2 separate regions of the Homo sapiens genome follow, and region 1 is linked to region 2. A link is a loop called in an ENCODE intact Hi-C map of the cell type or tissue named here. Cell type or tissue: heart left ventricle. All regions are shown on one strand.

Region 1 (5,000 bases), 120 kb after region 2:
CTTTGATGAAAAAATAGAAACTCTGAAAAAGACTTTTTTTTTGAGCAAAAAGCATCTGGAAGTGCCTTGAACTATATAAAATGAGTGCACAGATATACCTAGTTTTATGTTCTTCACTTAATTGTGCTTTGCAGATATTGTGCTTCTAACAAGTTGAAGGTTTTTGGGAGCCGTGCATTGAGCAAGTCTATTGGCACCATTTTTCCAACAGCGCATGCTCACTTCTCTGTCTGTGTCATATTTTGGTAATTCTCGCAGTATTTCAGACTTTTTCATTATTATTTAAATTATTATGATCTGTGATCAGTGATGTTTGATGTTACTATTATGGTTGTTTTGGGGGTACCACAGACTGTACCCATAGAATCCAGTGAACTTTATGGATAAATGTGTATGTCCTGGCTTCTCCACTGACTGGCCATTCCCCTTCTCTCTCCCTCTCTGGCCTCCTTATTCCATGAAACACAACAATTTTGAAATTAGGTCAATTAACAACCTTATACCGGCCTCTATGTGTTTAAGTGAAAGGAAGAGTCACATGTCTCTCACTTGAAATTAAAAGGTAGGAATTACTAAGCATAGTTTCAAGGCATGTTGAAAGCTGAGACAGGTTGAAACTGAGGCCTCTTGAGTCAGTTAGCAAAGTTGTGAATGCAAAGGAAAAGTTTCTGAAGGAAATTAAATGTGCTATTCCAGTGAACACAGGAATGATAAGAAAGTGAAACAGCCTTGTTGCTGATATGGAGAAAGTTTTAATGTTCTGGATAGAAGATCAAACCAGCCAAAACATTCCATTCAGTGAAAGCTGAATCCAGAGCATATCTCCCCTCAATTTTATGAAGACAGAGAGAGATGAAAAAGCTGCAGAAGAAAAGTTTGAAGCTAGCAGAATTTGGTTCATGAGATTTAAGGAAAGAAGCTGTTTCCATAACATAAAAGTGCAAGGTAAAGCAGCAAGTGCTAATGTAGAAGCTGAAGCAAGTTATCCAGAACATCTAGCTAAGATAATTAATAAAAGTGGCTACACTAAACAACAGATTTTCAATGTAGATGAAACAGCCTTCCTATTGGAAGAAGACTCCATCTAGGACTTTCCTAACTAGAGAGGAGAACTCAAAACCTGGCTTCGACGCTGCAAAGAACAGGCTGACTCTTGTTTGGTGATAATGCAGCTTGTGACTTTAGGTTGAAGCCAGTGCTCATTTAGCATTCTGAAAATCCTAGAGCCCTTAAGAATTATGCGAAATCTGTTCTGCCTGTGCTCCATAAATGGAACAACAAAGCCTGGGTGACAGCACATCTGTTTACAATATGGTTTACTGAATATTTTAAGCACACTGTTGAGACCTATGGCACAGGACAAAAAAAGATTCCTTTTTAAAATATTACTGCTCATTGACAATGCACCTGGCCACCAAAGAGTGCTGATGGAGATGTACGAGGTTAATGTTGTTTTTATGCCTGATAACACAACATCCATTCTGAAGCCCATGAATCAAGGAGTAATTTCAACTTTCAAGTCTTATTATTTCAGAAATACATTTTGTATTACATTTTGTAAAGTGATAGTTGCCATAGATCGTGATTACTCTATTGGGTCTGGGCAAAGTAAATAGAAAACCTTCTGGAAAGGATTAACCATTCTGGATTCCATTAAGAACATTCCTAATTAATGGAAGGAGGTGAAAATATAAACATTTACAGGAGTTTGGAATAAGTTGATTTCAACCGTCATGGATGACTTTGAGGGGTTCAAGAGTTCAGTGGAGGAAGTCACTGCAGACGTGGTAGAAAGACAGTAAGAGAGGAACAACTAGAAGTGGAGCCCGAAGATGTGACTGAACTGCTGCAATCTCATGATAAGACTTGAATGGATGAAGAGTTACTTAAGTGGTTTCATGAGATGGAATCTACTGCTGGTGAAGTTGCTGTGAACATTGTTGAAATGACAGCAAAGGATTTAGAATATTACATAAACTTGGTTGGGCAGAGTTTGAGAGGATTGACTCCAATTTTGAAAGAAGTTCTGCTGCGGGTAAAATGCTGTCACACAGCATCACATGCTACAGAGAAATCTTTCATGAAGAGTCAATCAATGAGACAAACTTCATTGTTGTCTTATTTCAATAAATTGGCACAGCCACTCTAGCCTTCAGCAACCACTGATCACTCAGTTCAGCAGCCATCAACATCAAGACAAGACCCTCTACCAGCAAAATGATTACAACTTGCTGAAGGGCTCAGGTGATCATTAGCGTTTTTTAGCAATAAAGTATTTTTAGATATAATGCTATTACATGCATAATAGACTAGAGTACAGTATAGTGTAAACCTACCTTTTATGTACACTGGGGAACCAAAAAATTGTGTAACTTGCTTTATTGTGATACTTGCTTTATTGTGGTAGTCTGGAACAGATCCTGCAGTATCCCCAAGGTATGCCTGTATCTCAGTATAGTCGTGATCATAGGTCTTGCTTTTCTTTAGATTCACTGTTGGTGTTATCATCCATGAATTTCACCTTCCTGTGTACAAACATCTCTTATTACAGTAGGAGAATATGGGAGTCAGAAAAGGAAGACATTTATTGTCATTATGAACTCAGAAATATGTTTTCTAGTGATCATTGAAACAACTGAGATTGATATTTTCCAGCCACGGCAGTTTTGGTGATTGAAAGCAAGATCTGTTTTTTAAAAATTAAATATAAGTTTGCACATTCTTCCAGGGAAGGGCACGGGATAATTTCCCTTGCCATTTTATTTTGAAACCAGCTTTGTTGTGGTGGCACGCTCCATGAGATTTGCTCCATGAGATTTGCTCCATGTTGCACCACACACAGTCTTTGCTCCTGTGTCCTTCCATAGAAAAAAACAGTGTGGGGAAGGATTTGGTTTGTCTTACCCTTTAATCTTCTGCTCCTACAGCTCTCTGGTCTGATAGTTCACTATTTTGGTAATAAAGTCAGATATAGTTCAAATCCTGTCTGGTCTATTATTTCGTGAAATTTTTGAACTTTTCCATGCTTTGGCATCCTCCAAGAACTTTTTCCTTTCTAAGTTTTACTGTTTTAATATAAATGGACTCCTATGTGAACACTTTTAGACTGGAGTCTAAAAGTGGCCTAATAGGCTTGCTATTTTTAGAGAAGGAGAAAGTTGCCTTTTGTTCTCTCTGTGCTTTTCACCTCCCACATGTTCTTTAGAGTTTTTTTTCCTGTTCTGGTCTTAGTAGTGACAGCTTTCTAATTCCAGAGGCTTTTTCCTGGGTCTGTTTCTGGCTCATTTTGTCTCATACTCAAAATTTTTAATGTCAGAATTGGGCTGGGCTCTTCTCTTTCTATTATCTGTAAACATTTTGGGTTTCTTTTCCTCTAATTTATGAAAATTATGAAATGTACACATAAAGGAGTGGAAAATATATTCACCCAGTTTAAAGAAGAGTAATAAAATGGACATTCGTATATACCCACCATCCAGGTTGAGAAATAGAACATTGCTTGTGTCTCAGAAGCTCTCTGTGTTCCTCTCAGTCACGTTCCCCCACCCCAACTCCTACCCAAGGTAACCTCTCATCCTGAAGCTTACATGGAAGATTTGGGCATTTTTATTAAAAAAAAAAAAAAGAAAGAAAAAGCCAAGTAGTGATAAAAAATAGTAACAATAGAATTTTCAGGAAAAAAATAAAGATAATGTAAATGCGTTTTTTTTCTAACATTCCACAAAAGAATAATTTGTTTAGGATTGAGGAGAGAATTAATGCTTGTCTTAGTCTGCTCAGGCTGCTATAGCAAAATTTCATCAACTGGGAAGCTTAAACAACATTTATTTCTCACAGTTTTGGAGGCTAGGAAGTCTAAGATCAAGGCACCTCAAGATTTAGTGGCTGGCAGAGACCCTCTTCCTGGCTTATAGACAAGCCACCTTCTTGCTGTGTCTTCATATGGTAGAGAGAGAGAGGGAGAGACAAAGTTCTTTGGTCTCTTCTTAAAAAAGAGAGGACTTCACCCCTTTGCCCTCATCTAAACCTAATTACCTCCTAAAAGCCCCATCTCCTAGTACCATCACATTGGGGGTTAGGGCCTCAATATATGAATTTTGGGAGGGCACAGACGTTCACTCTTGAAGGATTTCAGCTATTCGTGCTGTGTCACTGAAATTAGAACTAGTGTAAAAAGAAAAGTTCACGTACATATAATGCAAATATTCAGTGAGCTGGCACCCAACCTACCCTTGTTTGATAAGGAATAATTGGAAATTTTCTATTTTGGCCTAGCAGTTTGAGGGCAGACAACTTCTTCTGACCTCATTTCCTCCTGATCATTGTGGACATACACCAGCAGCATTTCCTTGTCTTACAATAGTAAGCTTGCTAAAATAATAATAAATAAATAAATAAAAATAAAATAATAGTAAGCTTGCTAAAATAAAAAAACACGCTCGTACACACAACACATACACCTAAACACACGTATGCACTTTCTTTGTAAAGCTCTGTTTGAAATATACTAAAGAGGACTGTTCCTGAAGTAATCTTGCAGTCATGTCTGCTCTCATCCTTTGTTCTTTCAGCCTCACATTCCCAGTCTTCATGGGCTGACTGCCTGGGATTGACTTTTGCCTTCACAGATACTTATCTGCAAAAGATAGAGACAGAAAGTAGCCCGAGTCTCAAAGTTTTCTTGCTGCCACTGCCGTGTGCTACCTCAGACCCCTCATTGCTTACCTGGGGGCTAAGCCCTGCCTCTAGGACCCTCAGGTTCCTGTGGATTCCTGTCTTGAGTATGGTGTGCCATCTTGTTTTTTTCTGAGCTGCTTGACTTGTTGACTCTTCATCAACAAATGTTAGAATGCCTACTCTGTGTAGGCAGCTATACCAAGAACTGTGGATGCAATGTGGTGCCTGTCCTTTTTATGGGATGGTTATTTTGGAGAGTCTTGTTTGCTTTTCTAGTGTCCACAGGCTGGTATGATCTCTAGCCTTTATAGGCATTTCTCTTG
Region 2 (5,000 bases):
GGAAGAAAGAGGAGTGGGCCTTGAAAGCTGTTAGCAGTCACACATGAAAAATAGAATCAGACTAGAAACAAACAGATGCCATGCTCCATCCAATAGTTGCAATGAAAAGAATACAACATCTGTGATATTCCAGCCAAAAATATATTACCTGGGTCTAATTATGAGAAACATCAAACAAATCCACTGTGTAGATGAGAATTAACATAGCAGGCCTGGGGCTGCTATCCTTAGAAAGGCCTGCTTGCAAGGTTGCCCATGATTGGTATCTGGGAACTTGGATTTAAGGAGTGTTCCCATCACACAGTGAGTGGCTCGCTCTGCCCAAACTGCTTGTACAAAGAATGAGGATTGTGTTGAATTCTGCTTTCCTTTGGGGAGTCTGGAATTTTGGTACTTGCTGGACAGAGAGTGTCTATGTGACCAGTCACAATAAAACCCTTGAGCACTGAATTTCTAATAAGCTTCCTGGTAGGTAACATTTCACATGTGTTATCAGAGCTCATTGCTGGGGAAATTAACACATCCTGTATGATTCTACTGGGGAGAAGTCTTGGGAGCTTGCCTGGTTTTCTCTGGATTTTGCCCATTGTGCCTTTTCCCTTTGCTAATTTTCCTTTTTATTCTTTGGCTTTAATAAATCATAGCGACGACTGTGGCCATCTGCTGAGTCCTGTGAGTCCTCCTAGCAAATCATCAAACCTGGAGTGATCCTGAGGAACCCAACACACCCACATTGAAAAATATTCTAAGTGATTGTCCTATAATCTTTAAAGAATGTTGAGGTCATGAAAAATAGTCATAACAGCTGTGAACAATGTTGAGATCTTGAACTGCATTCTTTTCTGTAAAGGATGTTTCTGGGACAGTTGGCCAAACTTGAATGGCATCTCTAGATGATGGGTCCATGAAAGTTCTTTATGCCAACCTTGCAAGTTTTTGGTAAGTTTAGAACTGTTTCAAAATAAAATATGTATTTTTTTTTCTTTTCTGTTGTCAAGACGGGGTCTCATTCTTTCACCCAGGCTGGAGTGCAGTGGCAAGATCTCAGCTCACTGCAGCCTCAACCTCCCTGGTTCAAGCAATCCTTCCACCTCAGCCTCCTGAGTAAGTAGCTAGGACTACAGGTGTACGCCACCATGCCAGGCTTTTTTTTTTTTTCTTTTTTTGTAGAGACAAGGTGCTGTGTGGCCCAGACCGGTCTTGTACTCCTGAACTCAAGCAATCCACCCACCTCGGCCTCCCAAAGTGCTGGGATTACAGGCATGAACCATCATGCCCAGCCCTAAAGTATGTATTTTTTCAAAACTCTGGAAGCATTTTTTATTGGCTGCATAATATTCTACTGCACAATTATCTATCATAGTTTCTTCAGCCTAGTGGTTTTCAACCCTGGCTACACATGAAAGCCACTCAGAGACTTTTTATACATATATGCCTAGGTCTCAGTCCTAGAGATTTTGATTCAGTTGTTCTGATATGAAGATTAGGAATCATTATTGTAAAAATATAGCAAACCAAGTGATTTTAATGTGGAACCAGAAATGAAAATCAGTAGGCTAAGAAAAACTATAATAGTAACCAATCCCTTAATGTTGATTATTTAGGTTGTTTCTAGCCATAGTATGTCAATAAAAATATTTGTGCATAAAGCTTTTCCCTTATTTTGTATTATGTTCTTAATATTAACCCCAGAGATCAAAGGGTATGAATATTTTTAAGGCTGCTCTTGGTATTTTTCCAAATCGATTTTAAAAGCAAATTATCTGGTGTCTGTTCTACTGTATGTAGATAGAACATTCTCCATTTTAAATGTCTTTGTTAGTATAATAGAAAAAAGGTGCTATATTATTCTAATTTGTATTTTTAAACTTTCTCTAGAGGGTTAAGCATTTCCAAATTTTGTTGTGCATCAGCGTTTCCTCTCTGGGAAATAATTGTTATATTCTTTTATGTATTAGGAAGGTAGTCTTTCTCAGATAGTTTTATGTAAGTGCTTTATCATATATAAGTGCAATATTTCCCCAGTTTGTGGTTTGACTTTTAATTTTTGTCATTTTACTCTTTAAGAGAAAGAATATTTTCTTGGGAATGAGAAAATATGCTGCAGTAGCAAGAAGAGCTGGCAAATTCAAGGCTTATTCTATATCTGGAAGGAGTTCCTAAGACAGAGGAGGAAAAAATACTGCAAGCTGTGGCCAAGAAGTTCTGTGTTTTGTATTACCAAGGTGTTTTGAGGGTTGAAGAATATGTATCAAACCCAATAGGGTTTATTTTATTCTTATTCATAGGACTATGTGCCCTATTTTAAGTACCACCTTAGAGAGAACAACACATGCTAGAGTTATTTTTCTCCTTCGTCATAGAATGTTTGGAAAATCAGATACTAAATTAGTTGTAACACGGCCCTGAAAATAAAAACTTGCTAAAAAAAATGAGTTCACACAAAAAGTGTAGTGTGGGTTGGCAAAAACAGATAGAAATAAACAGATCATTCTGTCTATTATGGAGAAGATATTCTGGGCTAATCCCACTCACAATCACTGCAGTATTCAGTGTAATAGGGCAAGAAGTCTTATCACAAGATGTTATTTCAGAAAATGCTATAAAAAACTTATATCCCAAGAAGATAAGTGAATTGCACATAGACCTGAGAAATCTAGGCTAGTCTGAAAAAATCCATTCACCCCCTTCAGGGTTAATGGAAGGCTTCTGCCACGTGGGGGAGCTCAAATCTCACTTCCCTCAGCTATTACTCCACCCACAAAGTAGTTGATTACTAATATTGGATTGGTCAAGTCCAGGAACACGGTTTAGGTCACTATGCTTGGGCCTGGAACTTTCTCTTTGCTAAAGGAAAGGTTAAATATGGTTCCTGGTGGCAAAATTTCTTTTATAGCTCATTTTGTAGTTTTTTTTCCCCCCTTGATTGGCTTTTTAGGAAAACTGATTTCCTATTCAACTGGGTGATGAAACAGTTTGAGGGCTTTACTGAGACCTTTGTGCCCTGCTGCCCCCTGGAAGGTCTTGGGGGGCAATGGATGGTTTCTAAGAAGAAGAAAAACTTTTCATTATTTCCTTGCTTTAATTGCAATTTGATTGGAATTGCCTTTTCTTTCCATTATAGACAAACAATAAGGATGACTGTGGGCCAGGTAACATCCTCTGGGTGATGAGACAGAACTGATTGTAGTAGGTTAGGAATTAATTTCAAGGGCAAAGGAAGGCTTGTCTCAAAACAGACAAAACTTCACTGTAGACAATTTTGGACTGGTGGTGCTGGCATTGATGGACAGGAGGAACAACCCCAGGGATTTGTTTACCTTCTTATCTCCTTTTGTTCCCCCTGGGCTGAGATGAATCCTGATAATGGCAGGGATTTTTGAGCACTAAAATTATTCAATAAATCAGAGTTATGAAATTCATCACTAGACAAATGAAGATCCGTAAAAGCCATTTTCTTTCTTTCTTCTCTTTCTTCCTTTCTTTTTGTTCATTCATGCCTCTTTTCCTTTTGGAGGTGGTTGCATTTAAGATTTATCAATAATTGCTTTTCCTATTTAAAATTGATTTTTAACTATATAAATGATTTCCAAATACCTTCTTCTTCCAAAAAACTGGAAGCCTACAGCTAAAGCTGCCATTAAGTCATCTTTGAGCACTATCCAACGACCCTGATGCCATATCCCAGGCATTACAATAGAGTAGTAAGGAAGGGCTGGAGCCAGATTGCTTAGGTTCAAATTAAACTAATTAACTGGCTGTGCAACTTTATGCAAGTTACTTAACCTGACTATGCCTGATTTTCTTATCTGGAGGATGGATATTAATGCCTAACTCATAGGGTGATTTTAAGGATTAAATGTAATAATATTTGTAAAGCACTTAAACACCATATGGCATGTAGAAGCACTTAATAAATGTTAGCTATTGTTCTTCTACTTACTACTTGTGATATGTATTTCTTCCCATAGATCATGCAATGAGCTATGATCGCACCACTGCAGTCCAGCCTGGGCAAGAGAATGAGCTGCTGTTCCCTCCCCACCCCCCCAAAAAAAAGAGAGAGAGAGTGATATGTTTTGGCTGTGTCCCCACCCAAATCTCATCTTGAATTCCCACGTATTGTGGGAGGGACTGGGTGGGAGGTAAGTGAATCATGGGGGTAGGTCTTTCCCATGCTGTTCTCATGATAGTGAATAAGTTTCATGAGATCTGATGGTTTTATAAGGGAGAGTTTCCCTGCACAAGCTCTCTCTCCCTTTGCCTGCTGCCATCTATGTAAGATGTAATTTGCTATTCCTTGCCTTCTGTCATGATTGTAAGGCCTCCCTAGCCATGTGGAAATGTAAGTTCATTAAACCTCCCTTTTCTGTATAAATTACCCAGTCTTGTGTATGTCTTTATCAGCAACATGAGAAGAGACTAATACAGTAAATTGGTACCAGGAGTGGGGCTGTACCCTGCAAAGCCACAGGGGCAGAGCTGCCTAAGACCATGAGAACCCACCTCTTGCATCAGTCTGACCTGGATGTGAGACATGGAGTCAAAGGAGATCATCTTGCAGGTTTAAGATTTGAGGCCAAGCACGGTGGGTCACGCCTGTAATCCCAGCACTTTGGAAGGTCTAGGTGGGTGGATAACTGGAGGTCAGGAGCTCGAAACCAGCCTGGCCAACATGGTGAAACCCCGTCTCAACTAAAAATACAGAATTATCCAGGTGTGGTGGCACACACCTGTAATCCCAGCTTCTTGGAAGGCGGAGACAGGAGAATTGCTTGAACCCAGGGGGCAGAGGCTGCAGTGAGCTGAAACCATTCCACTGCACTCCAGCCTGGGCAAGACAGAGTGACACACTCTGTCTCAAAACAAAACAAAACAAAAAAAAGATTTGACTGCCCTGCTGGGTTTTGGACTTGCATGGGGTCTGTAGCCCCTTTGTTTTGGCCAATTTCTCCCATTTGGAATGGCTTCATTTACCCAATGCCTGTACCCCATTGTAT

The links. Hi-C counts contacts between places; a loop is a spot of excess contacts. Peaks named below come from ENCODE experiments on the same cell type or tissue, not always from the same donor. Only the 100,000 strongest peaks of a DNase experiment are listed, where the experiment ranks them.
Region 1: a loop joins it to region 2, with 2.2 times the contacts of the local background. A loop is called at or near these places in 3 of 110 quality-filtered maps.

The regions. Positions count from the first base shown.
Region 1 is chr2:206,512,623-206,517,622 of GRCh38, forward strand. The region is part of intron 3 of ADAM23 (ADAM metallopeptidase domain 23); the gene reads left to right. Among named protein-coding and RNA genes, the nearest start is that of ADAM23, 72 kb to the left of the region's middle. In heart left ventricle, no CTCF peak of the experiment used is centred here; no DNase peak of the experiment used is centred here; H3K27ac peaks cover 208 bases.
Region 2 is chr2:206,389,588-206,394,587 of GRCh38, forward strand. No RefSeq gene overlaps it. Among named protein-coding and RNA genes, the nearest start is that of ADAM23, 51 kb to the right of the region's middle. RefSeq lists an enhancer at 2,598-2,892. In heart left ventricle, a CTCF peak has its summit at 2,708 (motif pointing right); no DNase peak of the experiment used is centred here.